Regions from separate parts of the Homo sapiens genome. Here region 1 is linked to region 2. Evidence: read pairs that join two places in POLR2A ChIA-PET (ENCODE). Cell type or tissue: IMR-90. All regions are shown on one strand. Links, peaks and the distances in the headings refer to the core of each region. The heading gives the core; the rest is flanking DNA.

Region 1 (15,980 bases), core at 4,337-12,336, 62 kb before region 2:
AGCACTTTGGGAGGCCAAGGCAGGTAGATCACCTGAGGTCAGGAGTTCAAGACCAGCCTGGTCAACATGGTAAAACCGCGTCTCTACTAAAAATACAAAAAAATTAGCTGGATGTGGTGGTGAATGCCTGTGGTCCCAGCTACTTGGGAGGGTGAGGCAGGAGAATTGCTTGAACCTGGGAGGCAGAGGTTGCAGTGAGCCGAGATTGTGTAACTGTACTCCAGCCTGGGCAACAGAGCAAGACTCTGTCTCAAAAAAAATTTTAAAAAAAGAAAGGTCTAGTCAACCAGATTTTGTCCTTCTTAGATGGTTCATATTTTAGTCATTCCTAAAAGACGGAGAGATGAACTTAAATGACCTGCATGTTTTTCCCCTGATCCTGCCAGTTTGTAATATTATTACATGATGAGAAACACATTATCAAATGCCTCTCCCAAGGTGGTGCTTATCTTGGTTGACTAACAGTTCTAGTTTTGCTCTAAGGCTGGAGCTTCTGAAACATTTGACGCATTTGTTCCAACTTATGGTGACCTACTTATTCCAAGTTTCAATCTTTTAGCAGATAAAATTAAAAATGGCCAAAGCAATGATGTCATTATTGTCAGTCTCTGGAGATTTAAGAGAAATAGGACAGCGCTCTCAAACACTAGGGTGGAGTTAGGGGGCTGGGAAACTGGGAATTTGCAAACAGATTACCATGTTTCCATTCTGGGACAGAGATTTTTTTAAAGCAGGGACTAATCCTTGGAGAGCGCCAGCCTCCTTTTTCTAAGTCTCTTTCTTTATTCCGCGGTGTTCCTCTTTATTTTTACTCTCCTGTGAAAATCTGTGTTCAGAACTGGACTAGGAGGCGGGAGAGATAAGTGCAAGCCCAGTTCTGCCACTTTGTAGCTCCGCAAATTTTCATAAGTAACTTCACGTCGTTGAGTCTGTTTCCTCATCTGTTTCCATGAGTACAGCCCCTTCCACTGATTGTTCGTAGTCTTCACTAATGAGCCTGTAAGGTTCTGGAATTAGTAGGAATACCTTATCTCTGTGCCCTGCACAAAGGTCCACCATATAATTTGTCATATAAACATGCTCTTTCCTCTTTATCATAATAAATTTTAATAAATCTCCCCTTGTTCCTGAACGTAACCACTATCATTTGATCTTTCTAAGGTTGTTCAGGTGTACTAGTTTTCCAGAGCTGCTCAAACAGATCACTACGAAGTTGGTGGCTTAAAACAACAGAAATGTATTCCCTCACAGTTCTGGAGGGTGTAAGTCCAAAACCAAGGTTTCCAAGAAGCCATGCTCTCTCTGAAAGTTCTAGGAAATAATCATTCCTTGCCTCTTTCCAGCTACTTAGGGTTTCTGGCAATCTTTTGTGTTCCTTGGTTTGTAACTGCATCACTGCACTCCCTTCCTTTATCCTAACATGGCAATTCCTCCCTTTGTGCATGTATCTTTCTGTGTCTCCAAACCTCTCTCTCCTTATAAGAGCACCAATTATTAAATTGGGTCCCAACCTAATCCAGTATGACCTCGTTTTAATTAAATTTGCAAAGACCCTATTTCCAAAAAAGGTCACATTCACAGGTTCCAGGAGGACAGGAATTTAGGGGGACACTATTCAACCCAGTACACCAGGATATCTCTATATCCCTACTCCTCGTATCACATCGCCTTGGAGCTGTCTCTTGCCTTCATCGTGAATAATCCTTCCCCTTGGATGGCTTCCCTTTACTGGAGTCAAAATTATTATCCTCATTGTTCTTGACAATAGGCTCTCCCTCCTGTAATCCATGTTTCACAGGAGACTGCTGTCAGGCTAATCTCATGAAAAAAGGACAGCTTGGATATCTTTACTCCTCTACTGAAAAACTTTTTGATGGTCCCCATTATCTGTTGGACTAAGGGCTACACTTCCTCAGAGAGAACTTCACAGACTTTTTCATGTGATCCCAACACACCTTTCCAGTCTTACTCTCAAGACTCCCCTCCACGCACACCCCACCTTGTCCTTAACTCCGTGGCCTGTCCTTTTCCCTCTCCAGCATGGTTTTTCCCTCCATCTGAAAAGCCATTATTTCTAATACAGCATGTATTATTCCCAACTCTCTAGAAAAGCCACCTCCTTTCCAAAGTCTACCAAGATCCCTACCCCGCACCCAGCCAGAATAGTCCCTCCAACTCCAAACTCCCATAATATTTTGTGCTTCACCTGATATTTTTCTTCTGGAAATTGTGATCATGCTATGTCTCTTTTGATTAGAACATGAGCTCTTAAGAGCAGGGACCGTTTCTTACTCCCTAGTTTCTGGTTCTTAGGAGATGTTTGGTACATATTTCAAAGGGAGTGAGGGACTGAGGGAGGGAGAAAAGAGGGAAGAGAGGGAGGGAGGGGAAGGAGAAAGAAATAATTCTAAAGTAAAGATTTTCAGAAGGTACTTCAAGGGATGTGCAAATATTTTGTATTTTAATAATAGTCAAGCTGATTAAAAAATTAAAATGTTATCTTTACCCCTAATTTTAAATTTTGATATTTGCAAAAATAGCTCATTTTTTTATAATAAGCATCTATTATAATTAGATTTTCCAAGTAAAGGTATATTAATAAAGTGTATTTCTATCTTATAAGTAGAAAGATAAGATTTTGTCCAGGCACAGTGGCTCACACCTGTAACCCTAGGACTTTGGAAGGCTGAGACGGCTGGATAACTTGAGGTCAGGAGTTCGAGACCATCCTGGGTAACATGGTGAAACCCTGTCTCTACAAAAAATATAAAAATTAGCTGGGCGTGGTGCCCACAACTGTAGTCCCAGCTACTCAGGAGGCTGAGGTGGGAGGATTAACTGAGCCCAGCAGGTTGAGGCTGTAGTGAGCCATGATTGTGCCACTGCACTCCAGCCTAGGTGACAGAGTAAGACCCTGTCTCAAGAAAAATAAATGAATAAATTTTTAAAAAAGGAAGAAGAAAAGAAAGATAAGATTTCTACTATGGTAAGATTTCTACCTAGAGAAATCTGGGTAAGATTTGATTGCATTTTAAAGAGTATTAAGCCACCAAAGTAGTGAGGTCACATATTGCCCCTGGCAGATGAAGTATTTGCATATCCTTTTAGACTCTCCTAATCCCAGGAGACATACGATGCTTGGGATTTTTTTTTTTTTTTTTTTTTTTTTTTTTTTTTTTTGAAATGGAGTCTTGCTCTGTCGCCCAGGCTGGAGTGCGGTGGCGCGATCTCGGCTCACTGCAAGATCCGCCTCCCGGGTTCACGCCATTCTCCTGCCTCAGCCTCCCAAGCAGCTGGGACTACAGGCGCCCGCCAGCGCACTCTGCTAATTTTTTGTATTTTTAGTAGAGACAGGGTTTCACCATGTTAGCCAAGATGGTCTCAATCTCCTGACCTTGTGATCTGCCCGCCTCGGCCTCCCAAAGTGCTGGGATTACAGGCTTGAGCCACCGCACCCGGACGATGCTTGGGATTTTTTAACCTATGGGTGAGATTAAAGGAGAGAGATGCTGTAAAGCCAAGAAGCACAGCAAAAAGGTAATGGACTTCAGAGTTACAAAGACTGTGACAACCCTGCCATTTATTAAGTGTGTGATTTGGGAGAAATCACTGAACTTCTCAAAACCAGTTTCTTTCTTGAGATTAGCTTTAATTTATAAGGTTGTTGAGAGGATTACATAATATCCTTTAAATGACTAACATATGAGACACTTACTAAATGAATCTACCTCAATTACAAGGGTTAGTTCTGGTGAGAGGTGCCGTTTCTTTGACTCCCCTTGGTGAATTAGAGCAGTAATTCTAACAGAAGCTGAGAAAGTGGATGAGTAGGGCCTTAACCTCTCAATTGCCCCGAGGGAAAGTTAGCTAATGAAAAGCCACAAGAGTGAATTATCTGCTGAATGCACTCTTTTGCGCAAGTACAAAATTACTTTCGTATAGATATCCAGTTTGTTAATTATCTTTTAGAAATCCAAGGAGAGTTCTTTCTAAAGTCTTGATAGGGACCAAGATTGAAGGAGAAGTAACTGATTTTACCCAAGAATCAAGGGAAACACATTTGGAACTAAAATAAGTGCCTGAACACATATTGCTTGATATGAGTCTGGAATAAATAAAATATTTTCCTGTCTGTGGTCCTTTTTCTCCAAGATTTGGCTTAAAAAAATTTTTTTTGAGAGATGACTAAGAAATAGAAAAATCCACTTCCTGAACTAAATTGGATTTTTTATTATTATTATTTATATTACATATTATTATTATTATTATTATTATTATTATTATTATTATTATTATTTTGAGATGGAGTCTCGCTCTGTCGCCCAGGCTGGAGTGCAGCAGCACGATCTCGGCTCACTGCAAGCTCTGCCTCCCAGGTTCACGCCATTCTCCAGCCTCAGCCTCCCAAGTAGCTGGGACTACAGGCGCCCGCCACCACGCCCAGCTAATTTTTTGTATTTTTTAGTAGAGACGGGGTTTCACTGTGTTAGCCAGGATGTTCTCAATCTCCTGATCTCGTGATCCACCCGCCTCAACCTCCCAAAGTGCTGGGATTACAGGCGTGACCACCGTGCCTGGCCCCAAATTGGATTTTTAAAAGAAAGCCAGTGACAGAATTTTTCTCCTACCAGTTGGGTTTCAAGTCATCTTTTCTTTCATGAAACTGTTCTCTCCTGGGCACTGGTGGGCACTGGTTTTAAGAGTCAAGAGTGCTGTAGGAGGACACGCCACACTTACCTGCAAGGGGCTCATTCTAGGTTTAACTCATTCCATCTAAAGGATTTTACCCACACAGCTGGCAATATCCACATGCCTATGGATGTACTTTCACTTTTCTGACCCAGAGTTTCGAGGACAGGTATTCATGGTCATATAGGGCTCATCAGGAACTCCCCTCCCCTATATGTATCTTTCTAAAACCTCATTACAGGGCCATTTCTCAGACCTAGCGAGAGGTGCAGCCAGCTGGACTTCCTGGGTCGAGTGGGGAGTTGGAGAACTTTTCTGTCTAGCTAGTGGATTGTAAATGCACCAAGCAGCATTCTGTAAAAACGCACCATTCAGCACTCTGTGTCTAGCTAAAGGATTGTAAATGCACCAACCAACACTCTGTAAAAACACACCAATAAGCGCTCTGTGTGTAGCTAAAGGATTGTAAACACACCAATCAGCACTCTGTAAAAATGCACCAATCAGCGCTCTGTGTCTAGCTAAAAGATTGCAAATGCACCAATCAGTACTCTTTAAAATGGACTAATCAGCACTCTGTAAAATAGACTAATCAGCAAGATGTGGGCGAGGCCAAATAAGGCAATAAAAGCTGGCCACCTGAGCCAGCAGCGGCAACCCACTTGGGTCCCTTTCCATGCTGTGTTAACTTTGTTCTTTCGCTCTTCACGATAAAACTTGCTGCTGCTCACTCTTTGGGTCCGCACTACCTTTATGAGCTGTAACACTCAACGTGAGGGTCTGCGGCTTCATTCCTGAAGTCAGCAAGGCCACAAACCCACTGAAAGGAAGAAACTCCGGACGCATCTGAACATCTGAAGGAACAAACACCAGACACACCAACCTTAAGAGCTATAACACTCACCACGAGGGTCCACGGCTTCATTCTTGAAGTCAGTGAGACCAAGAACCCACTGGAAGGAATAAATTCTGGACACACTAGAATCTTCGAATCTTCATTACTTAGATCTCAAAGAACTTAACTGACTGTCTTTTCCCTTCTAAATATTAGCTCCACTTCTTACTCCATCCCTTGAACAAGTATCAGGGCTCGAATTTTAAGAGTTTTACCACCAATCAGAATAAAGAAGAGACATTATTACCAAAAATAAATTTTATGGAAAGATGGAAAGTCTCTAGCATCTTACAAAGTAACTACAGCCGGTGCCCAGAGCTAATGTTTCCATTGACATTAGGGATGTCTCAAAAGTTTGAAAAGCAGCACTTTCCACAATGTAATTTATTCAGTGATACTCGGAATATTCAGTGATATTGGGAATAATTGGCTGTAACTCAGAAATGGGTATGTTTCAAATTGATTCGTATTGGATTCTGAGAGCAAGGGGAAGAGTGATTGGTTTCACTTTTTTAATTCTCTCAAAAGTATCAGTTCCTTCAGAGTTCTTCAATTTTTCATGCCACATCAAACTTTATGTTTTCTCTTTCACAGTTCTTGATCGTATAGATCTATTCAGCTTCTTTGCTCATTTTCCAATTACCCAGACCCTAAGAGTTGAAAAAACGTACAAGAATCTACACCATTTCCTATATGTCTGCAGGTGAATTTCTCCACTCTTTCCTATGAATAAGGCAAAGACGGTATTTTCTTAGAAGACTGAGGGGAGAAGCTGAGCTGGTGAAAACAAAATGTCTGTTGAAACTTGACAGGGCAGACTAAAAGTAATCTGAAAAGCTGTCACATATTATTAAATTCTGTTTCATTTACATTTGGATTAAATTTTTAGCCACGTGATCAGGAACTTGTTATGTGCTTCTCTCAGTCTCATTTCTCTCATGTGTAAACTATAGATATCTGGAGGCCGAGGCGGGTGGATCACGAGGTCAGGAAATCGAGACCATCCTGGCTAACATGGTGAAACCCCGTCTCTACTAAAAATACAAAAAATCAGCCGGGCATGGTGGCACGCGCCTGTAGTCCCAGCTACTCAGGAGGCTGAGGCAGGAGAATTGTTTGAATCCGGGAGGCGGAAGTTGCAGTGAGACGAGATTGCGCCACTGCACTCCAGCCTGCGTGACAGAGTGAGACTCCATCTCAAAAAAAAAATTAACTGGATGAGACAAACTTCTAGCTCTGGCCTTCTAAGGTTCTACAACTTAAAAGCATTCATACATGTTAACAAAGCTAAGAACAATGTAAAAATACACCAACTGAGCTCATCACCAACAGGGACCCTCAGCTGTTATTTTTGGTTGTGAGGATAACATTATTTTTAAATATTCTTCTGGATATTTGCTTTATTCGTGCTAGGTTTTAGGTTCTTTTGCAACGATGATTAATCCATAATATCCAATAAATGCAAAAGCAAGGAGAGTATTGCAAGTGCTAATCAGAAGAGGCCTGTAATAATTATGTAAACAGGGTAGGGCATATTTAAAATTTTAAAGTGGCATAATTCACTAGCCTTCAAGGAAATTTCTGAAGACAAAGGGCTATTCATGAAGCAGGTGCAAGGATCTGTCTACATCTTTGCAATCAGCAATAATCATCAAGAGAAAAAAAAAAGATTGATAAGCCAGAATACAATTAAAGTGTGTGATTCTAGCATTAGAATCAATATATTCATTCAGGAGAAGGCTATGAGTTTGGTCAAAAATTAAAAGTGAAGGCATGGAGCTTTGTTGATGAAACCTGTCATAAGCCATGGATAGTTTGTGTGGTTTAAGACTCTCAGTGAAGAGGGAGTGAGTGCAGGTACAGTAACTACTAAAGTGTTCCCCAAGACTGGGCACAGTGGCTCACGCCTGTAATCCCAGCACTTTGGGAGGCCAGGGTGGGAGGATCACTTGAGGTCAGGAGTTCAAGACCAGTCTGGCCAACATGGTGAAACCCTGTCTCTACTAAACATACAAGAATTAGCCAGGCGTAGTGGTGCATGCCTGTAATTCCAGCTACTCGGAAGCTGAGGCAGGAGAATCGCTTGAACCCAGGGGGTGGAGGTTGCAGTGAGCTGAGATGGCACCACAGCACTCCAGCCTGGGCGACAGAGTCAGACTGTCTCCAGAAAAATAAAAAATAAAAATAAAGTGTTCCCATACTACTTAGGAGAATTATCAAAGAGGGAGGTGACTTGCCTCAGTGGAATTTCCACCATATAAAATAAATTGGTTATTTTTGGAAAAGATGTTGGAGGAAAGGCATAGCTGTAAGGATGTGTGAATCCTTGGTTCTACAGCTTTGATGGTCATTGATAACAATTCTATGTGACGGAAATGAGTGTGTGGATGTTAAGATTAAATCCTTCTCTATTTGCTAAGGTAAGAATCTAGTTCCTCTCCGGGCATGGTGGCTCACGCCTGTAATCCCAGCACTTTGGGAGGCCAAGGCAGGCAGACCACCTGAGATCAGGAGTTCAAGACAAGCCTGGCCAACATGGGAAAACCACGTCTCTACTAAAAAATACAAAAATTAGCCGAGTGTAGTGGTAGGCGGCTGTAATCCCAGCTACTCAGGAGGTTGAGGCAGGGAGAATTGCTTGAACCCGGGAGGTGGAGGTTGCAGTGAGCCGAGATCGTACTACTGCACTTCAGCCTGGGCGATAAAGCAAGACTCCATCTCAAAAAAAAAAAAAAAAAAAAGACTCTAGTTCCCATAGGCTTAACACAAGAAAAGTTTACATCTGACTCATCTGGGAATGCAGTTAGGATGATACTTGGGTGATATTTCATGTAGTTATTCAGAGCACCAAGAACTCTATCTTGTGGCCCACCCCTCCTGCAGGATCCAAGGAGTCCTCCCTATTCACTTAAAGACATACAGAGGGGCTGTGGTGAAGACACAGCCACTCCACTACTTCACCCAAAGTGACTGACTCACATCATTTCCTCTCTCTTTCCATTGGCAAGAATTAGCCATGTGACTTCCACCCCAGATGCAGGGGAACAGGAGCATTAAATATGCCCTAGTTGGGCATCACTTTCTAGCCACAACCTACACTACGAAGGAGTCTTTGGTGGTCAGCTATCCATCTCTGCTACTGTGTTAAGCTGTTCTACCACTGCGTCGCGTTGCTAGAAAGGAATACCTGAGACAGGGTAATTTCTAAAGGAAAGAGGTTTAATTGGCTCATCATTTTGCAGGCTGCATAAGAAGCATGGTGCCTGGCATCTGCTCAGCTTCTGATGAGGCCTCAGGAAGCCTCAGGCACATCACAGGCCAAAGCAAGAGCAAGAGAGAGAGGGGAGGAGAGGTGCTACACTTTACAACAACCAGATCTCACGAGAACTCTCTCACTATTGTGAGGATAGCACCAAGCCACGAGGGATCCACCCCCATGGCCCAAACACCTCTCACCAGAGCTCACCTCCAACAATGGGAATTATAATTCAACGTAAGATTTGGGCAGGGACAAATATCCAAACTATATCAGCTACACCTTCTTTTTTAGAAAATGCTTTATTTTTAATTATTAGGAGTACACAATAGCTATATACATTTATGGGGTACATGTGATATTTTGATACAGGTAAAATCAGAGTAACTGGGTATCCATCACCTCAAGCATTTATCATTTCTCTGTGTTAGAAACATTCCAATTCCACTCTTTCAGTTATTTTAAAATATACAGCGCATTATAATCCCAGCTACTGTGAGGCTGAAGCAGGAAAATTGCTTGAGGTCAGGGGTTCAAAACCAGCCTGGGCAACATAGAGATACTTTGTCTCTACATAAAATAAAAAAATTAGCCAGGAGTGGTGACATGTGCCTGTACCCCTAGTTAGTCGGGAGGCTGAGGTGGCAGGATTGCTTGAACCCAGGAGTTCGAGACCAGCCTGGGCAATGTAGCTAGACCCTGGCTCAAATATATGTGTATACCCACACACACACACACACACACACACACACACACACACACGCACACACACAGAATTATTGTTAATTTAAAATTAAAGGGTCCTAACTGTAGTCACCCAATTGTGCTACTGAATACTAGGTCTTTTTATTTATTTATTCATTTTTTCTAAATGCATTTTTGTACTCATTAACCATTCTCACTTTATCATCCCCCCCCCCAATTTCTCATTTCAGTTATGAAGAGAAGGATTTATAACTAACTTCTCAGAACCTTTTCTGTTTGCTTGTAGAGAAATAGAGAAACTTCTGTGGTAGACACTCAAAAATAGGAGCCATGACTCACAGCATTGCGTGTCTATACAATGAGTGCATAAATGCAATTTTTAAAGAAATATACTGCTGTTTTTTTAAAGGAGGTTTTCTATCCTAGATTGTAAATGTGTTAATGTCAAATTTAGGTAATGCACTTATGTGTGTGTGTGTGTGTGTGTGTGTGTGTGTGTTTGTTGGCCCAGTATCTCTTCTTTTGAGAAACTACTCCATACTCCTTCTGTAAATATCTTGATTTACGTGGTTAAAGAAGGTGGAGGAAGGACTGACAAGGGTCACCTCATTACCTCAGCAGTTGCATATGACCTGGTCCTGGCCAATCAAATGGCTTCAGCTTACTGGCCACAGTGGGTTTTCAGGGATGGAAACCTAAGCTGGGCCAATCAGAACTCCTTATGGTGCCTTTTCCAAAGACTCTTTCTCTGAGCCCATAACGTCTAAACCCCATGTAAATGGAGCTGTCTGTAGGCGTCTTACTGTTGCATGGAGGTAGCCTAATAATGGAGCCAGAGAGCTGATGGGCATTATTTGAATGCCTGAACAGTCGTGGGTGAAGCCCAGTACAGGAGCTTTCTAGTTACATGAGTCTGTTCGTTTCTCCACTTACATTTTGTTTTTTTGCTAAATTTGATTTGAATTATTTCTGATAATAAAAGCTTTGAATTAAAGGGCCCTAACTATAACACCGGGTTTGGATTTTCCATCTTTTCATCATGGTTACTGTTCTGCTCTAAAACCTTTCATGAGGCCGGCTGCGGTGGCTCACACCTGCAATCCCAGCATGTTGGGCGGCCAAGGCCGGCAGATGGCTTGTGCCCAAAAGTTCAAGAACAGCTTGAGCAACATGGCAAAACCCCATCTCTACAAAAAATAAAAAAGTGGGCTGGGCGCAGTGACTCATGCCCGTAATCCCAGGACTTTGGGAGCCCTCAGCAGGTGGATCACTTGAGGCCGGGAGTTCGAGACCACTCTGGCCAAGATGGTAAAACCCTGTCTCTACTAAAAATACAAAAATTGGCCAGGCATAGTGACTTGTGCCTGTAGTCCCAGCTACAGGGAGGCTGAAGCATGAGAAGCACTTGAACCTAGGACACTGAGGTGGAGGTTGCAGTGAGCCAAGATCATGGCATTGCGCTCCAGCCTGGGCAATAAAGTGAGACTCTGTCTCAAAAAAAAAAAAAAAGGCCAGGCATCGTGGTGTGCGCCAATAGTCCCAGCTACTCATGTGGCTAAGGCAGGAGAATCACCTGAGCCCAGGGAGGTGGAGGCTGCAGTGAGCTGTGAGTGTGCCACTGCACTCCAGCCTGGGCAACGGAGTGAGACTGTTTCTTAAGATTAAATAAATAAATAATAAATAAAACCTTTAATTAGCTTATTAATTGCCTACACAGCCAAATTAAAGCTCCTTTGCTTCACTTTCAGAGCCTTCCACAATAAGGGTTCACTTTTCTTAATCCAAGAACATAAACCTTAGAATGTGCAAACACTTATTTCTTACATTGACATCTGGTTTTAGTTCATTTATGTCTTAACCTGTTTCAACTTATAAAATTCCACATATGTTAGGACAGTTCCCATGGAAATTATTACTGCTTTGAGGGTAGGGACTACGTCTTTCAAACCATGTGCCTATAGCCCTAGCCAATCAGGACAGGAGGCTGAGGTGGGAGGACTGCTTGAGCCCAGGAGTTGGAGACCAGCCTGTGCAATATAGCTAGATCCTGTATCCCTGTATCCAAACAAACAAAAAAAAGGTATATATATATATATATATATATATATATATATACACACACACACATATATATACATATATACACACACATATATATAATATATATATACACACAGAATAAATTATTTTTAATTTATTGTTAATTGTAATGGTGTTCAGCTACCATCCACTTCTCTACCCCTTGTAGCAGTTCAATCTTAGCATGGTATAGAAACCGTAAAACACTCTGGAAATACTTGTTGAATTACATTCCCACTGTGATATTTCTTTGAGAAGTAGACTTTAATTTTGAACAGGCTACTTTTTCTTTTTCCTGAGAGAGAAAAACTATCTAAGTAGACAATTTGGGGAGTAAATTTACAGCTTTTTTGCAAAAGGTGCTGAGCTGACCAAAGCCTTCTTGGAGGCCAGCATGAAGGTCACCTTTTCCTTTATTTCACTTTCAACACAGTTATAGCTCAGGTACCAATTCAGAGAGGGTTTTTCAATAATTGACCAAAGTGGTAATCTCTTCGAGATGTGAAAAAGAAACCAAGTGCTTCACAGATCAGCTACCCAGAAGTCGAATATCTGTTCTTCCTTATTCCCGGCACACTATGGTGTATGGCATTTGTTGAAAGAATAAATGATTTCCCCCTTCCCTTGGGCCTTTTTCCTCCACCTCCAGGCCTCACCAATATTAGGAAGACATAAAATTGAGATGTAACAATTCCTCATACCTTTACAGCATTTTTTTTTTTTTTGACAGAGTTTCGTTCTGTCGCCCAGGCTGGAGTGCATTGGCATGATCTTGGCTCACTGCAACCCCCACCTCCCAGGTTCAAGTGATTCTACTGCCTCAGCCTCCTGAGTAATTGGGGTTACAGGCTCCCACCACTTCGCCTGGCTAATATTTATATTTTTAGTAGACACAGGGTTTCACCATGTTGGCCAGGCTGGTCTCAAACTCCTGGCCTCAAGTGATTTGCCTGCCTCAGCCTCCCAAAGTGCTTGGATTACAGGCCAGACCACCACGCCAAGCCATCTTTACAGCATTTTTTTTTTTTTTTTTGAGACCAAGTCTTGCTCTGTTGCCCAGGCTGGAGTGCAGTTGGCATTATCTCCACTCACTGCAAGTTCCGCCTCCTGGATTCACGCCATTCTTCTGCCTCAGCCTCCTGAGTAGCTGGGACTACAGGTGCCCACCACCATGCCCGGCTAATTTTTTGTATTTTTTTTTTTTTTTTTTTGAGACGGAGTCTCGCTCTGTCGCCCAGGCCGGACTGCGGACTGCAGTGGCGCAATCTCGGCTCACTGCAAGCTCTGCTTCCCGGGTTCACGCCATTCTCCTGCCTCAGCCTCCCGAGTAGCTGGGACTACAGGCGCCCGCCACCGCGCCCGGCTAATTTTTTGTATTTTTAGTAGAGATGGGGTTTCATCATGTTGGCCAGGCTGGTCTGGAACTCCTGACCTCAGGTGATCTGCCCTCCCCGGCCTCCCAAAGTGCTGAGATTAGAGGCATGAGCCACTGTGCCCGGCCGGATGCTACTTTTTTAGGGGGAGACTCTGATCTCTATCCAAAGGGAGGTGACCTTGTCCTCAGACTGGAGTGAAACATGATACACTAAATCTTGTTATAACAGATTGACGCCTACCCTGGGAGGGGAAGTTTTTCTTAATGAAGGCCATTAGCTAGTTTGCATGATTACATTTATCCATGCTCCTTATCTATCTCTCCACACCTGCCCTTCTGAGGCACACAAAGACATCCTCCTTGACACACTCCTCCTACCCAGGTGTTATTGATGTGTTGTAGAGGGTAACCTCTGCCCTCAAGAATGTGATTCAACAGTCTGTGAATCTGTGGTTTGCCTGTCCCACAGGATTATTGTGGGGATGAACATTAAAATGAGATCATATACATTAAATCTAATGCATTATGTAAATGTAAGGTAATGTTATGTTTCTAAGCCTCTAGACATTTTCCATCTTTGGAAAATAATAGAACAATGTCACCACAAGACAAATGTTCAGCTGTTCACAGAGGAAGTTGAACTCTGACCCCCCTTGAGCGTTCCACACATTTGTTAACATCCATTTCTCGATGATGTCCATTTATTTAACACCTCTGATCAATAACCTCGTTTCTCCCCAGTCTCTCTTTTACTAGCCTCTTCGGTAGATTTAATTAAAGTAATGCACTTTATGGGGATATGAAACCAGGCACTTGATTATGTCACTTCCTGGTGCAGTTCCTCAGCTTCCCTCTTATAAAGCAGAAATTAGGAGGGGGAGAGGGGAAGAAAGGGTACAACTTGCTTCTGCTCCATTCACAGCGGCATGAAGCCGAATGAAGACTGGTCCAGAAAGTGTCTAGAATCCTATAATTCCTATAATTATCTTATTTTTAAAAAATGTTACATTAGCCTCAAAACCAGTCACATTCTTTTGAATGCCATAAAACCATTAATCTTCAGAACAAACCCATGGCTAGTTAGCTCATCAGTAGAAAACATGAATTCCTATGTAGGCAAAAGGATGACTGAGTTTAACGCAGGGATGGGAGAGGCTGGTGGTGGAATAAGTACGGCACACATCGTGTTTTCTTAACAGTAATGTGCTAACCCAACAACAATTCTTTGAAATGTGGGAGGGGCTTGGGGCATGGAAAGAAGATGCCTGAGAGGAATTAGAATAAAAGGAATTCATAAGGCACAAAACTGAAATAATAAGAGTCATAGATTAATTTTACTTTCCTGAGAACCTTCTGACTCCTATAAATATTTTCTCTGTGCACCTCTGACCACAGCAATTTAAGTATTGTGCCCCCCCACCCCAAAAAAAAACAAACAATAACAACAAAAATCAAGAAATACCTTTGACCGAGTGGTAAAAGCAGTAAGGTTTGAATTGTGTGATATATAAATCCCTGAACATATTATTTGGTGCATTGATACCTACATGTATGTTCATTAAAAATTAGGGCCTAATACATTTCTTCCATTTATTGAAGAAATAGTGGCTTTTTCAAAGACAGTTAAACTGAAAAACAGAGATAAAAGCATTCTTATTTCTCAAGGATGGCAAAACTTGTTTTGAAGAGTCAGCAGCATCTAGCTTCCAAAAGAAAATGGGATTGACTTGTATGTGTCATGCCCTGGAGGTTTTCTGTGTGATTTTGGAGGAATCTCTCGATCTCTCTGTTTCATCTGCAAATGTGCTAACAGCTTTGGAATGAGTACTTGAACAAGCATGGAGTAATCACTGGCTAAATAAAAGAGGTTTTGATGAATGCTCTATATTTCCAGCCAAACTGAACCACTCAATGTTTCTATAAACATCACACATTTTCCTGACTCCACACTTTTTCTTATGCCATTTCTCTCACTAGGAATGCCACGGTCCTGTCTTGTTCTTATTTTACCTGTTCTCCAAGGACAAGGTCAATTGTCTTTTGTGTTTTCAGCTTTTCCGCCTTCTTTACGTGGAAGTACTATTCCTTCTTCCAAACCTGCAAAGATAGCTCTTGTTCTCTATCTCTTATAGATTTGTCGAATAACATTTTTAATGTCTTTAATTAAATGACTTATGCCCTTCCTTTAGAGGGCAGGGATTGCGTGTGATTTATCTCAGAACTTGGCATGTGATAAGCACTTAGTAAATATTTATCAGGTAGATGGCGTGCCAGTTAGTTTTATGTGTCAGCTTGGCTAGGCTCTAGTACACAGTCATTTAATCAAACACTTATCTAGGTGTTCCTGTGAATGTATTTTATAGACGTTGTTAATATCTACAACCAGTTGACTTTAAGTAAAGGAGATTACCCTAGATATTGTGGATGAGACTTATCCAATCAGTTGAAATTCCTTAAAAACAAAAACTGAAGTTTGTAGAAGAAATTCTGCAACATCAACTCCTGCAAACCTGCCCTATAGTTTTCAGACTTGCCTGCCCTACAGATTTTGAACTCGTCAGTCCTCACAACTGCATAAATTAGTTTAAAAAATAAATCTTTCGGGCTCCAGTAGGATGAAAATGTTTGCTTTGTTCACCGCCATATCCTCACTGTCAAGAACAATGCCCGACACATAAAAGAGATTCAATAAATATGTTTTCAGTGAATGAAGACATAAAAAGACAACTTTATGAAAAATGCCATATTAACTAGGTTATGAAAATTTACTAGACTATTTACTAGGTTTTTGCTAAATTTGGCTATTTATAGTTTTGTAGTATATAGCTATGGACTGCAAACATATAGCTATGGACTGCAACATGCAGCCATTTATTGGCAATTGATGCACAGGCCCTCACATTCTTTGGCTTTTGTGCTGACATGTGGAAAAAAAATTCCAGTCCTGCCATTCTGTGTGTTCCCATAAGCAAGTCACTTCT
Region 2 (15,980 bases), core at 5,155-13,154:
AAGAAAAAAAAAGGAAACTGGTTGATGTCCTGTAGGGCAGTAAACCAATCACATCTGGGGATCTTAGTTCTACCAGGCAGAGAAATTATATACATCTAAAATGGATAAAAATCTCAGTTAACATGTAACTTCATAAAGTCTGAACCATAACCAATGGTAAACAGTCAGTGAAACACAGGTACATCATCTCCTAGAGAATCAGATGACCCTTGGGTGCACCTATGAGACAGTACACCAGTATGGCATTGAAAGGACATGCTGCCTTCCTTTTGCCTTATTTCCAAGTGTTGCATAGTGTTTTGTCTTATCCTTAGTGTCACTGCCTTTAGCAAAGGAGCATATACGTTCATTCATTTGGCCATTTTGTTTAATAATGTGCGGGGCGCAGTGGCTCATGCCTGTAATCCCAGCACTTTGGGAGGCCAAGTCAGGCAGATCACCTGAGGTCGGGAGTTCGAGACCAGCCTAACCAACATGGAGAAACCCCATCTCTACGAAAAATACAAAATTAGCAGGAGAATCGCTTGAACCCAGGAGGTGGAGGTTGCAGTGAGCCAAGATTGTGCCATTGCACTCTAGCCTGGGCATCAAGAGTGAAACTCCGTCTAAAAAAAAAAATTACTAAATGTCAGTTTTGTGCCAAGTCTTAGGTTAGGCATTAGACATACATAACTGAATGAGACAGACGACCCTTGCCCTCAAGGAGTTCAGAGGCTATTCCGTCCTATAAAGGAAGTAGCCAGGCAAGAGTTCCCTTTAGGAAATGTTCTTTTGTGGGATAAGCAAGAGGAATCATCCTTTTTGGTTCACAGTTCCTTTGGATCCCAATGTTTATAAGACTGGGATAAAATGCAAATATCACAGAGAATGACAACCAGAGTTCAATACTTTTGGGGACAAGAACAGATAAACATTGATGCCGCTTCGTTTTGCTCATGTGGCATTTATAGCTCCCTAGTGATACAATTTCACAGGAATTTTGTGTTAGCCATCTGACCTGATGGGCCCTCTTTGGCCAGTGCCGCCAGGTTTCTCCAGAAGCCTTCCTTTCTTGGCCTCCACAGGTACCGAATAGCTTATTTCTCTTGGTTTGGCCAGTTTGTGACATAAGCTTCTGCAGCTTCTGAGACAAACACCTGCCAGCGAGGGTGCTCTTTCCCCAGAAGGGTTGTGGTAACTGGTAGACAGCTCAAACTTCGTAGCGGTCAGTACAGTTTTCTTACAGCAAAGCTATACGTTTAGGGTATTTTGTGTGTGTGTCAGTTAAATTTAGCTTCTCATTACCAAAAATAATGGGGAGGGAAGGTGGCTGACATTTGTTTTAGAACCATAAAACATCGAGCTGGAAGGAGCCACAGAGATCTTCTAGTTTCCCCTGCCCCAGAAACAGAGCTACAGAGCAACCAGTCAGTCATTAGCCTATGTCCTCCTGGTGATTCACTGTTGGGTCCAAGACTTTTGTCTAGTTTTGGGGTCCTTCCTCCATAATGGTGGTTCTCAGCTGGATTCATGGGTGGGATATAGAAGTCCTCCAGAGGGGATAAAGGATGCTTTTGTTTTAAGTTTATATCTTTGTTTCTGTTTACAAAGATAACTTGCTACCAAAAAATGCAATTAATACTGAAGGATATTAAGATGAAAGCAAAATCTTTCTGAAATCATAGCACCTAGAGATAATTACTGTGAACAATTTTTGGAACATCCAGATCATCTTCTATATAAATACATACATCTATATGTATTTATATATAGATGTGTATATAAATATATATGTTTGTGTGTACATTCTTTATAATTTTCAGTAAGTGGGAAGAGCAAAATTTTCTTGCAATTGATTTTTCTATAATCTGAAAAATGATTGTCATCTTAAGCACTAATGAAAATATTTCCTATTGGTTTATATTTTATTCATATTAGTAAATTCCCAGTAACATAACTTAAACTTTTAATCTTCTTAAACTTCACTGTAAATCTAAAGACAGGTTATGTCTTTGGAACAGGTGGATGTGCTAACTGCAGAGATGTGCCACCCTGGCTCCCTCTGGGGGAGGGCTTGCTGACAGTTACAGGTGGTGCACTCTGCAGACAGCCTCTTGCTAGCTGTCAGCTCCTTGAGAGTCCGTCCCCTCCGACAGCTGCTCGCCCTAGGCCGTGCTTTTCCTGGGGGACTCACATCTGGAGACATCTGGTGACAGGCAAGGTTGGAGTATGAAGGCTCACTGGACGCCAGACACCCCGTTGAGGCTTTGGTGGGTTGCTTTCTCTGCCTCATCCTGCTTCCTCCTCCTTCCTTTAAAAGGATAGTTCTTCTAATAAATATCTTGAACCCCAGACTTTGTCTCAGCATCTGCTTCTGAAGAATCCAACCTGAAACAGTGGATTTTATTTTATTTTATTTTTTTCTGAGATGGATTCTCACACTGTCACCCAGGCTGGAGTGCGGTGGTGCAATCTCGGCTCACTGCAACCTCCGTCTCCTGGGTTCAAGCGATTCTCCTGCCTCAGCCTCCGGAGTAGCTGGGATTACAGGTGCCCACCACCACGCCTGGCTAATTTTTTTTTGTATTTTTAGTAGAGACAGGGTTTCACTATGTTGGTCAGGGTGGTCTCAAACTCCTGATCTTGTGATCTGCCTGCATCGGTCTCCCAAAGTGCTGGGATTACAGACGTGAGCCACTGCGCCCGTCCTTATTGTTTGTTTCTGAAGTGGTTTAGTAGCCACTGGTGAGGCAAGAAATCCTGCCATTTCTCTTGCTGGAGTAGTCCTGGGAGCTGGTAGAATCCTGGGGAGCTGAGGATCTGCCAGTCCATTCCTCTTCTCAGAGTGAGCTCATCCTCTCCTTGTCTACTCCTTGTCAGAGGTTTGGCATTTGAGGAATTTGGCCTTGGGCAAGGTGCTGAAGCTGACTGCTTTGTGGTTTTAAGGGAAAGCTTAAAAGATTTTCTCGCTATGGGTATTCTCTGCAATAAAAATCCATTTTAATTGTTTATGACATTAATCAATGAAAGATTTATCTGCTTTGGGAGAAATTTCTCTAGAACAGTTGAAAGCTTCTGCCTAAAAGTTGATTAAGAGAGATTTTTCTTCTTTGGCCTCCAACGGATACCCCCTTCTCTGCCCCTCCCTGCTTCCAACCTGCCACTTAATGGTGTCTTCTGTGAAGCCCTCTGTGTACAGCCTCTCCAATCACTTTTTAATTTCCAGGGGAAATCGTAATCTCACTAATCACCTAGAAAGGAATGTGGAGATGGGAGTATGAAGGACGCAGTTCAGGCCTTGAGGCCCAGCGGGCGTTTGTTTTAGTCACCGCATTTGCTCAAATGCTTTGTGCCCGTGGTTAATGCTGGGGAGTATTGGTGGACCCTGCCTCTCTGTCTCTCAGAGTCCCCTTGGAGACCTTCACTCTTCACTTCAAGGCTGTGTGTGCTGCCCAGCTCTGGTGCTGGTGACATCAGTGGAAAGAGAGCCACAGGTGCTGTCTGGTCCCTCGGAATCTCTTCTCTTTATTATAAAGTACCGCTGGAGGCAGAGAAAGAGATTTTTGAGCTTTCCTTCTAGCCCACAAAGCTCAGTTTTATTTGGAGCTTTTAACCTTGAGCCTTAGCCAGCCCCTGATGTGTGGATTTTAGAATCAGTGTGAATTTTAGGGAGATAGGGAAGGCCTGCAGAAGTTTGACCACTGCTTCTTGAGCACCTCTTGCTGTCTTTTTCTTTTTGAGGAGGGTGGGGGCTCCTTTAGAATTATGCTGGCATGGTGATTCTTTTTTCTTCTTCTTCTTTTTTTGAGAGACAGAGTGTCCCTCCATAGCCCAGGCTGGAGTGCAGTGGCACAGTCTTGACTCACTGCAAACCCCACATCCCGGGTTCAAGCAATTCTCCTGCCTCAGCCTCCCCAGTAGCTGGGATTACAGGCATGCACCACCACGTCCAGCTAATTTTTGTATTTTTAGTAGACACCAGGTTTCACGACGTTGGCCAGGCTGATCTCGAAATCCTGACCTCAAGCGATCCGCTCGCCTTGGCCTCCCAAAGTGCTGGGATTATAGCCATGAGCCACTGCAGCCTGCTCTTCAGCACAAAACACCCATCCCATGGCTAGCATGTTGCCGAGGACCGAAAAGTAGAATTGTGATCTTCACAGTCAGGTCCGCAAGACTTAGCTTATAGAAATGCTGACACATTCAAAGTCCTCACTTGCTTAATGGATGTTTTTTAGGGCTATAAAAAAGTTAATTTTTCATGAAAGGGCAAACTAGACCAGAAGATGCTGCTGAATAAGTCTTTATTCTATTGAAAGTAATAGGCAAAAACCTAATACCATAGAAATTGCTAAGCTTTTTATTTCTTCTCCAATTTTCTCTCTAAGGGGAGAGAGGTCTATAAAGGCGTTCATCTGTGTCCACTTTTTAAATGACTTAGTCCTGCCACTGAATTTGCCTGGGGGAAGAGAACTCATAAGTAGATAATACACCATGGAGTCAAGCCTTTTGAAGTCATTTTGTCGCTCTCTCCTTTTTTTTGGGTGTTGAGGTGAGGATAAGAGGAGGGCGTGAACCCGCGAGGCGGAGCTTGCAGTGAGCCGAGATTGCGCCACTGCACTCCAGCCTGGGCGACAGAGCGAGACTCCGTCTCAAAAACAAAAAAAACCAAAAAAAAAAAAAAAAAAAAGAGGAGGAATTGTTTGAAGATGTTTCGTACGGGCCGTTCCTGCCTAGTATATGGCTTCTCCCACCGTTGCTGCCTCTCAGTGTTTCTTTTTCTTTTTTTTTTTTCTTTTTCAATAACAGGTTCATGTGAAAGGAGGGTAATGATTTATTTGGGAACCCCAAATCTTTAACTACTTGTATCTTTGGCCCTTTCAAGTTCTGACAACAGAAATGCCCATCAGAATTTAGACGTGGCAACTTCTGGAGACAGAGATGCGCAGAGCACATATATCAGTCTGCAGTACTTGCATGTGAGTTTGCTAGATCCTCAGCCCCAATCTGAGTAATTTGGTGTCACTAAGCTATTACTTATTCATAAAGACACGTTGGATAGGAGTTTGAGCTAGATTCCTTGAGCTGAGTAACTACAGATACATGTTGTACAGTATATATGTCAAATATATAATTATGATTATACAGTACACCATGGGAAAACCTCTAGATGAGGTCTTGTGGGAGGACAGTGAGATGACTGTAGAGTCACTGACACTGGTGGCCAAGGAGGCCATTGTGGATGAGTTGATATACGCGATGGGCAGAGCTCAGGGTAGAGGACTGGCATGAACAAAAATTCAGATATTGTTAAAGGATACGCATGACCTGTGTGGTGAAGGGTAACTAGTTTGAAATGGTTCTGAACACTCAAAATGATTGTCAGATTTTATTATTTGGAAGTTCAACTTCATATTTTCCTCAAATTATGACCTAGATGTGAACTTTTTTGTTTTTGGTTTGTTTTAATGAGCTCAGAATCATCTTGAATGATTTGAGAGGGTAATACAGTTTAAATACAACATAGGAGATGGTAATCTCCAGGAATTTCTTCTATCTTTTAAGTTACATAAACTAAGAAAGTATGTGTTCAGCCAAGGTTTCTGTGGAATCCTTCAGGCCCTGGCTAACACAAATCCTGTTGTAGTACGGGGTCTTGGGATTGCTTAGAAATCCATTGTTTTTCTTCCGTTCCTTTCTTCCTGTTTCTCTCCTTCTCTTTCATACATTCCACCCATAAGCCTGTATTAATTACTCACTGTGGACTCAGGCGCTGTTCTAGAATCTGGAAATAAACTCGAGGGCAGAGGGTGGCTCATCATTTCACTCAACCAGCGGACTATTAGAATTCTGGGTATTAAATAGCGGGTGCCACAGGAGCACATAGGAAGAGCATCCAACCTACTTTGGAGCCCTGAGGAGTTTTTAGAGAAAGCTGGAGCCCGAAGGACCAGTAGTAGGAGGTAGCCAGACCAAAAGGGAGGAAGGAGTGGGAAAGAAAGAGCACTGTAGCCAGAGAACATATTATGTTCAAAGGCCATGAACCCAGGGAAAACATGGCTCCTGGGGGAGCCACAGGAAGCTTAGTATAACTAGGGAAGTGGCAAGAATTGAGAGGGAACAGGGGCTAGATCATAAAGCATCAGCCTCAGGATGTAGGGCGCTATCCTAAGGGCAACATCTATTGCAGCGTTTTAAGTGGGGAAGTGAAATGCCCTTTTGGAAGACCAACCACTGTGGCTACAAGGTTGAGAAGCGGTGGAATGGACTAACAAAGAAGACCAGTTAGGAAAGTGTTGCAATAGTCCAGGAGAAAGGATTGTTGCAGTAATCCAGGAAGCCTGAACTGGAGTAAGAGCAGCAATTATGGAGAAAACTAGACAGATTCTAGAGATAATTAGAAGGCAAAGTGAGCAGAGTTGTTTTGATGTGGGTTGTAAGGACAAAGGCAGAAATAAATTCAAGATGACAGCCATGTTTCTGTCTTGGGTGCAAGAACGGGTGGTGGAGTCATTCTCAGAAAAGGACTACAGAGAGCCAAAGGAAGCAAGTTTCAGGATGAGATAGAGTTTTGGCACTGGGGCTGCTGAGTTGGCAGTGCCTGGGGGAGCATCCGAGGAATTTTACTGACTTTCTACCATTGCCATTGGATGTCTTAACACTAGAGGTAGTGAGCATAAAAGTGTCAGAACTGTGGGGATTTGTGGTTTGGCAAGGGACCTTTAATTTACACATGAGGAAAGGACTCTAGAGAGGTGGAGTAACTGGCTTAGGGGCACATAGGTACATCCTGGTTAATCTGGGACAAGTACCTACGTCTTCAGCATCTGTCTAGGAGTACTTCCACTTCTATTGTTGGTTTAGTAACCTCTAAAAAAACATGTAGAAATGAGTGTATGTAGCCATGTCGTCCCTTGCTTGGGAAGAACTGCTGATAATAAAAATGTGGGGCCATAAATCTCATTTGATTCCACCTGCCCTGTCTTAACATGATTATGGCAACTTTGTTAGGCAAATGGTTGCTTAACACTGTGGAAAGTCTTAATTACTCTTTAATAGCTATGTACAGAGGGAAAGTGTTAATATTTAATCATGTTATTGTCTCTAAAAAAATTTAGTACTCCATTTGTACATCCATTAAATATATAAATGCATATTTGCTACATTTCCATTTCATTCCAGATTTCAGGGACACAAAATATTTTCTTTTTAAATTATTATTGCTGTATAAACATAGCGAATTTAATGAAAAATTAAAATTAAAAAATCCACCTACAGTCTTTCTAAAACAACAACAACAACAAGAAAAATTCAAGCTTTATGTTCTTTTCATCCTTTTCTCTACGCATCCATGTGGCAATCCTGGTTTACATTCTCTTTTCTGTTTTCTTTCACCATATATTTTACCATGCCGTTTATTCATCCATTCATCCATTCGTGCAGCAAACAGCAGAGTATCTTCTAGATGCCAGGTAATCTGAAGGATGTTAGGGTTTACAGCAGTGTCAGTCCTCAGGAAGCTGACATTTGGAGAGTAGGGGAATGGCTGCATGCACAACACATTACATAAGTAATAAATGATGTCTAATAAAAATGGTAATGGAGGCAGCAAACATGGTGTAGCATGGTCTTTCCATGTTGTGGATGTAACATAACTGCTTTCCGTTTGTTAAACACTGTATCAGTCGGGGTCTCAGTAGAAGATAGGTGGCACACCCAAATTAGGATAAATAGAAGAGTTTTTTGTTTTTTTTTTAATAGGGACAGTTTACAAAGGTGTAGTTAGGGTGAAAGGAAACCACCTAGATGGTGCGTCTTCAGTGCAGTGACTGTAAAGCACCCCTAGACCTAACAGCCAGGGGAGGGGGAGATTTCTGAAACCCTGAGGATCATTTGGTAGAACGGATGCTTTGAGAGACTGGTTGAGGAAAGCAGCCATCCCAACTGACCTTGCAGAGGAGTTAGGAGAATAAATGCTCCAAGCTTATGTTCCTGTCTTCCTCAAATCTTTCTCTGTTTTTCTGCTGTGCTCCCCACTGGCTGGACGCTACTAGAAACCAGCAAGCAATAGAGTCTCCATGCAGTCCATAGAGGTCAGCTTTCCAGGGCAAGGAGCTGGGAGGAAGCGAATATGAAGGGGCACACAGGATATCCAGCACAGACAGTCCATATAAAGTTATTTTTAAGGGCGTTTTGACAGGAAGCACTGGATAAGCAACTATACATACAGGATAATAAAGTAAGTGGTGGGGATAGGGCTGGAATTGGGAAACTGGGAATTAGTGACATCGTTTAGGTAAATTTTGATGTTTGTGGATGCATTTGTTTTTAAACATAAGACAGTGTGAGGTTTCATTAGTGTATCAGCTTAGGTTTTGTAATGTATCCTAGTCATTGTTAGTGATAGAGCTTTGGAGAATGGACCTTGATTCTAGCTATGGTTCTGACTCATTTATTCATTTGTTCAGCCATTCATTCAACAAATGCTTTTTCTTCTTTTTTACTGAGGTACAACTTTTGCATGGTAAATGGCAAAATTTTTATGTACAGCCCAGTAAGTTTTTACACAGTATAAACTGGTGTAACTACTGCTACCCAGGTCTATGGAGAGAAATTGCTAGACCCCCTGGATGCTTCTTTATGCCTTTCCCATTCACTTCCTCTTGTACCCGTCTTTGGTCTTTGAGTAGACACTACCACTCATTTCCATTGGGAATCAACAGACATTTTTAAAAGTACTTTCAGTGTGCTAGGAAAACACTGTGCTCAATGCCAAAGTGAAGAGAATAAATGCACTAAGGCCCAGCACTTTGGTCGGCCAAGGCGGGCAGATCACCTGAGGTCAGGAGTTCGAGACTCGCCTGGTGAATGGTGAAACCCTGTCTCTACTAAAACTACAACAATTACCAGGCGTGGTGGTGTGCGCCTATAGTCCCAGCTACTCAGGAGGCTGAGGCAGGAGAATTGCTTGAACCCGAGAGGCAGAGGTTACAGTGAGCTGAGACTTCCCCACTGTACTCCAGCCTGTTGACAGAGCGAGATTCTGACTCAAAACAAAAACAAAAACAAAAAAAGAAATGCACTAAGAGAGTCTCCTGTTTCCAGGGAGTGCAGCTCCCAGACGAGGACAGCGGTCAAAGAGTGGTAGAGGAGGGATAACAAGAGAGGGGCCCAACAGAGGCTGCTTGGTTTCTCCAGTGGTGAAATGGGCTGAATGGTAGGAGTGGGATGAAGGGAAGGTTGCGGTGAACTCACTTGTTCCTTAGGCAGAGCTTTTCAGTTTGGCGTAGGGATGGGATGTAGGTAGAGAGGTGGAATGGGTGTGGAGACCTCCTGCAACTGGTTACTTGCGGTCCTGAGAAGCCTCATCCCCTTTACCCTAGTATCATAAATATTATAAATTACAATTTCACTCTCTTTGTGTGCTATGATGAAGCTGGGAAGTTTCCAGGGGACCACAGTCGAGTACTGTCATTCTAGAAATGCTCCTTGGAATATAGGAAGTGACACACTTGGGTATTGTTAACCGTCACTTAACTCTAATGTAATCATACTAATAGTAATTGTGCATACAGCAACCATTCTATTGTAGCCCTTGTCAAATTGGAGGGAGGCAGATAGAGCCAGGGGTAGGTAATGGATTCATTTTGGAGACAGTGGGGAGGGCAGCACATGAGCAGACTCCACGCCCATTGGTGTAGAGGACAAGGGTGTATAGGCAGGGGACACAGCATTTTGAGTTGCTTGCTTGGTGGGGGGGGGTGTCTTCTAAACTTGTGAATTTTATGTTTAGTGTTTTGCTGAGTATCACTAAATTTGGGATCTGTTGGGTTAAGCTACTGGGGAGCTAATGAATCACTTATGCTGAGCTTCCTAAGGGAACAGAGGTCAAGATCTAATGGCACCCCTAATGTGTGTGTGAATGAAACCTTGTCTGGGGCCCCTGTTTTTAAAGACATAGGGTGGGGACCTCACTGCTTTTGAGTTATTAATTTTCTATTGTTTTGTTATGTTTTGCTGTCCTGACTGGGAGAGGGGCTTGTCCAAAGATGAGCCCAGAGAAAACCTAGAACCTGATTCTGTTTCATAATTTTAGCCATCCCCGTAGGGAACATTACCGTCATCCATGATTCTTTTCTCTGTATTGAAATATTTAGCCATAAAGTCAGAGCTTTGCAACTTTTTTTTTTTTTTTTGAGACGGAGTCTCGCTCTGTGGCCCAGGCTGGAGTGCAGTGGCGCGATCTCGGCTCACTGCAAGCTCCGCCTCCCGGGTTCACGCCACTCTCCTGCCTCAGCCTCCCGAGTAGCTGGGACTACAGGCGCTCGCCACCACGTGCGGCTAATTTTTTGTATTTTTAGTAGAGACGGGTTTTCACCGTGTTCGCCATGATGGTCTCGATCTCCTGACCTCGTGATCTGCCCGCCTCGGCCTCCCAAAGTGCTGGGATTACAGTTGTGAGCCCCCGCGCCCGGCCAGCTTTGCAACTTTTGATCCTTAGACCCTAGGGAGCTAGTGCAGAAGGCAAACAGTGAGCTCCCTTACCTTGTGATACATTTGGTTGGTCTCTGTTTACCTTTTTTATTGTAAACGACCTCAAATCCTTTTTAGAAACAGGTGGGGTTTTGAGTAATAAACGAGTAAACTTTTCTTTATCCAAATCCAAACAGCCAGAAAGCTAGGTAAGGATTATTTCCACACCTCAGTTTTATGAGAGACAAACTTGGATTGTGATTATATAAAAGAAAATGAGTGAAATGTTTAGGATATGTCATAAGATTAGTTCAGCTCTACCTCCATCTACTGCACCGGTGGTTTTTCTGTTTCAGCACCACGTGATGTCTCTATCCAGTACCCAAGGGCATTTCTAGTTACTGCAGGGCCTTTTGAACCACCCGGGAGAGTCCAAGTAATTTCCCCTCACCCCCCTTGCTGCAAACAGTGTTGTCCCCATCATGTCACTCCCCTCTGTCATCCCCATCATGTCACTTCCCTCTATAGTTAAAAAGCATCCCTGTTAACCTGTTTTAAGGGCCGTTTGGCTTCTCCCCACCTCCACAGCCCATCTTTGGCCTCCACCCTCTTCATTCTCTTGGCTCTGAGTTTTTTTGAGGCCCTTTATCCTGACCACTCTTGGCTTCAGACCTTGGAACATGCTTTGCCTTCCTTATTCTTTGACCTTCTTCCCTGACTCTGCAAACGAGGCTAGGTTTTTGTTTTATTCCCATACCTGCACCTCTAATGTCTATTCGTTGTTATACAATATCAGCTCTTCTTTATAGAACATAATCTCCATGAGGACAGACTCTGTGTTATTCTGTGTTCTACTGTATCCCTGTATCCCTCTCAGTGTCGGGTAAACAGTAAATGCTCAAGAGAGATTTGCTGAAAAATTGAAGTATATACAAGGGCCACATTTTTGGCATAAGTAATCTATATTTAGTAGGTCCATCAACCCCTAAATAACCGTCATTTTTCATAAGGTAGTATCCTTCCTTTTCTAGTAAGCCTGGGTGCACTCAGTTTGCAAGTATGTGTAACTTTTCATCATGCCAGGTGATTGTCAACAAGGGCGGGGTGGGTGGAAAGTGGATTCTATGAGAATAGATGGACTCAGTCCGTGCCTTCGTGAATATGCCCATGTTCCGTGTGAGTTGAAGCTTCACAGGTGGAAACTTTCATGTTCATGATCCCCATTGATGGCCTTTTAATAACCTCTGAACTTGGCAGAGCAGACGTCCTTATCCCCATGTTACAATTCAGATAACATTTGTGATGACAACAACAATGTGTGGTTGAGAAGTTGCATCCAACATTTGCTCTGAGGGTGGTAATAACCAACTGTCCTCACATTGGTTGGAAGGAGAGAGGTATAGAATTAAAATAGCCACAGGAAACCATTCCCAGTTGGGTCATAATATATTTTGGCCTTAAGAGATATGATGAGAAACTATCTCCCTGTTTCTACATCGGTTTTGCATTTTTTTTTTAAACTCCTCGAACTTGTTAGCCTTTGCAATCTTCCTTCCTTCCTTCCTTCTTCTCTCCTTCCTTTTTTTTTTTTTTTTTTTTCAACGGAGTCGCCCAGGCTGGAGTGCAGTGGTGCAATCTCAGCTCACTACAGCCTCCACCTCCCAGGTTCCAGTGATTCTCCTGCCTCAGCCTGGGATTACAGGCTTGCACCACCATGTCCAGCTGAGATTACAGGCGTGCGCCACCATGCCTGGCTAATTTTTGTAGTTTTAGTAAAGGTGGGGTTTCACCATGTTTCCAGGCTGGTCTCAAACTCCTGACCTCAAGCGATCCACCCACCTCGGCCTCCCAAAGTGCTGGGATTACAGACATGAGCCAGTGTGCCCGGCCAGCCTTTGCATTTCTAAGAACAAGGGTAAGCATGACAGAAATGCCCATCAGATCCAATGTGCTCACTCGTCGTGCTCACTAGTCTTGGGCTTTAAATGTTTCTGGCTTATTTAATCCTTTTACAGATGAGAAGCTGAGGGTCAGAGGATGCCATTTGCTAGAGAGACACAGTCAGGAATCCTGACTAGGTTTCCTGACCCGTGTTAGGGATTCGTGTTACAGAAGTCCTCCCTGTGGATTAGGAAAGACAGAGGGGCAGTCCTGATTGTGTGCTTTTGAGGTTATTGTGTGTCTAAGCAGTCGTGGGCCAAGAGCATCCGTATTTGGTTGTGTAATTTATTTCATGATGATAATTATTAGCCTTATTCATTCAGCTAGGCTTTCTGATAAGTCTCAGGATCTTGCTCCACACTTAAGCATCATCCATCCAAGTACTATTGATATGCAGTTTATTTTTTTTCTTGGAATTGCTCTGCATGGCTGTAATATAATTTAAAGGCTGAAGCTCCCTTATTTCCTGCTGTTTGAGTACCTTTCCTAGCTCAGCTCAGCAGGTTATAGACTGCTGATGGCTGCTCAAGGAGCAGTGATGTTTTTCATTATTGATAATGTCAGTGGCAGGCTTGTTGCTGTGTCCTGTGCAGGCTGGAATAGGCTCATTGATGGCAGATATGCTTCCTTCCTGCAGAACTGGCCATGGCCCCAAGTGCAAGGTGAGGTCAAGTGGCTTTTTATGGGGAGGAGAAAGGGGGGTTTTCAGAACCAAGAGGCCAGTAAGAATCTGGGTAATTGGAAGCTTTTACTTTCCTTTGGGAAAGCCAGGAAACCCAACTGTGACTAGAGCCTGGGTTGAGTCAGACACATATTACATGACTCTGGATAGTTGTGCTTGGAGTTTGTTCCAGTGATTTGGGGACAGGATGGTTACATCATCAGGCCTCGGCTGGAGCCAGCTTTCAGGTTTTGGATTGTTTTATTCACTGTGTCAGTCTCCTCCACTACTCAAGCCTATCACATTATTCCACTTCTCCTTCCCTTCTTCCTTTCCTCCCTTCCTCCCTTCCTCCCTTCCCTCCTTCCCTTTTTCCCTCCTTCCCTCCTTCCCTCCTCCCCTCCTCCCCTCCTTCCTTCCTTCCTTCCTTTCTTTTTTTTTGACATGGAGTCTCACTCTGTCGCCGAGGCTGGAGTGCAGTGGCTCCATCTTGGCTCACTGCAGTCTCTGCCTCCCGGGCTCAAGCAATTCTTCTGACTCAGCCTCCTGAGTAAGTGGGATTACAGGGGCACACCACCATGCCCAGCTAATTTTTGTATTTTTAGTAAAGATGGGGTTTTACCATGTTGGCCAGGCTGGTCTCGAACTCCTGACCTCAAGTGATCCACCCTCTTCCTCTTATTTCATTACTAAATGCTGTATATTTCTTTTAACAACTAGTCTGTGGCCTACCTAATTACTTAATGTATTATTTCATGGACATAGTTCCGGTTAGTAGCATAGTCCCCAAACTTAGCATTTCATTGGCTACGTCATTTCCCACTGTGCTTTGTATGATAGTTTGCTTAGCTAGCCATTAATGTCAGTCTGTTGGGTTATCTTACTTTTCATGATTATATGTGGCAGTGAATTGTATGAAAGAGTTGCACTTACAGAATCCTAGGGATATTAGAGACCATCCTTCCTTGGGCATAGCACAGACCAACCTTTTCATTTTATGGACCACAAAATGGAGCCTCGGTATATTGAAAAATTTGCCTATATGTCTTTTCCCCCTTTAAGATGATTCCTTATTTTGCCACTGATGACTGATTATTTAGGAACGGAAAAAATCAAGGGCAAGTGAAAATCCTCTTTCCATTAAGTAGCAGGGGTGTCAGCAGCAGCAAAATTAAAAAAAAAAACTTAATACAAACTTGCTTAAGCAAAATATTAATTTATTAACTGTCAGTGAAAAGTTCATGGTTAGAGGTGACTTGATCAAAGGAGTCAAATGATGTCACTAGTCCTTGTTTCTTTCCGTTACTTGGCTCTGTCTCCCACTGCGTTTTCAAAGAGATTCTCTCCCCTCTGCTCCACTTGCTTCTTGTGTTTCAAGTTCACTGGGAAGATGGATTCTGTAGAGTCAGACAATGAGAGTCCAATATAAGCATGCACCTAGCCCTTCTATCTTTTGGATATGACTGCCATAGTGAGGATGGGCTAAGAGCTGGAGGACCACTGGCACACATGAAGATCACAGAATCAGAGTTGTTAGGGCTAAAAGGGCATTTATAGATCCCTGTATCCGTTACTGATTGCTGCATAAAACTACCCCCAAACTTAGTGGCTTAAAATAATACCTTATTATATCTGGTGATTCTTTGAGTCAGAAATTCAGACAGGGTACAAAGCGGATGGCCTACAATTGCTGTATGATTTCTGGACCTCACTGACCAAGCATTTTTCCCCTTCCCTCATTCCAATCTTCCTTCCTCCCCCATCCCCAGCCTTTTTGTGTGATTAGCTTGGCCTTTCTCATAGCATGACAGCCTTAGTCTAAGTTAGCTTCCTTATGCGGAAGATCCGGGCTCCCAGAGAGAACATTCCAAGAGATATGAAGTGGAAGCTGCCAGTTTCTTAAGGCCTGACGCTGAAAACTAGCAAACCATCACTTCCCTCTTACTCTGTCAAGCAGTCACAGAGCCCTCTTAGATTCAAGGGCACAGGACCTAGCCCCAGCCTCTTGATGGGAGAGTGTCAAAGAATATGCATGCAGCCATCTTTCACCTGCCGTGACCATCTAGTCACATAACCTTTTCTCAGATGAAAAACTTGAGGCCTGAGAGGAGCAGCAGTTAGTCCAATTTCTCTGAGCCCTCTCTTTAGAAATAAAAAACAGCAACCAGGACAGAAACCTGTACCCTAACCAGCCAGAGTACCTGTACTCACCACTTTCTGCTACCTTCTCCTTTTGCTCTGTGTCACTGAGCCATGGAGGTACATAGTGGGGTGACAGCCAGGGTATATTGTTTTTTCTTTGCAAATAAGATACTGACAGAATGGTGCTTGTCAGTTTTGAGGGAGCTGCTTTGTATCAGCCTCAGGCTCCATGACTCTGCTGGGACCCTTTCTCAGCCAGAGAGAGAGAGAGCCTGTTTTGATTGTGTTGTAGAGGGCATCTTTGCTTGTTGCATTTTTGCTTCCTGGGAGGTGTGTGGAGGTCGGGGTACAAGGGGCTGAAGATTACAGCTCCTTATTTGAGCAGCCTTTTCCTCCCTCTACCCAATACTCCTCCCATTCATCAGTGAGCCACTGATGCATGCCTGTTGGAAAGTCAGTCATTTTATAACCTAATATTGCAATAGTTTCTGGGTTTATTGTCTCCCTCCAACCTGCGGCTTCACACCATCTGGTGTGCATGCAGGCGCACAAGGGAGAAAGCTGAGAGGGAGGGAAAACAGCTTTCCCCATTCCTTCTCCCTTCTGGGAGGAAGGAAAATTTACATTCTTTTCCTCATGTAGGACTTGATGTCAGTTTCTAGGTGTGTGAAGCGGGAGGGGAGAGATGGTCAGAGCACATGGTAATGGAGGGTATTTCAGCAATTGGTCAGAAATCCAATTAAGTCTCCTCTTCTAAAGATGGGAACTTTCTTCTCTCCTAAGT

What was found. Peaks named below come from ENCODE experiments on the same cell type or tissue, not always from the same donor. Only the 100,000 strongest peaks of a DNase experiment are listed, where the experiment ranks them.
Region 1: POLR2A ChIA-PET joins it to region 2 with 11 read pairs; 3 of 35 experiments call an interaction of 5 or more read pairs at or near these places.

What each region holds. Positions count from the first base shown.
Region 1 is chr3:192,928,158-192,944,137 of GRCh38, reverse strand. No RefSeq gene overlaps it. Among named protein-coding and RNA genes, the nearest start is that of MB21D2, 18 kb to the right of the region's middle. In IMR-90, for the core only: no CTCF peak of the experiment used is centred there; DNase peaks (open chromatin) are centred at 8,407, 9,877 and 10,167.
Region 2 is chr3:192,866,771-192,882,750 of GRCh38, reverse strand. The region is part of intron 1 of MB21D2 (Mab-21 domain containing 2); the gene reads left to right. Among named protein-coding and RNA genes, the nearest start is that of MB21D2, 43 kb to the left of the region's middle. RefSeq lists an enhancer at 15,070-15,149. In IMR-90, for the core only: no CTCF peak of the experiment used is centred there; no DNase peak of the experiment used is centred there.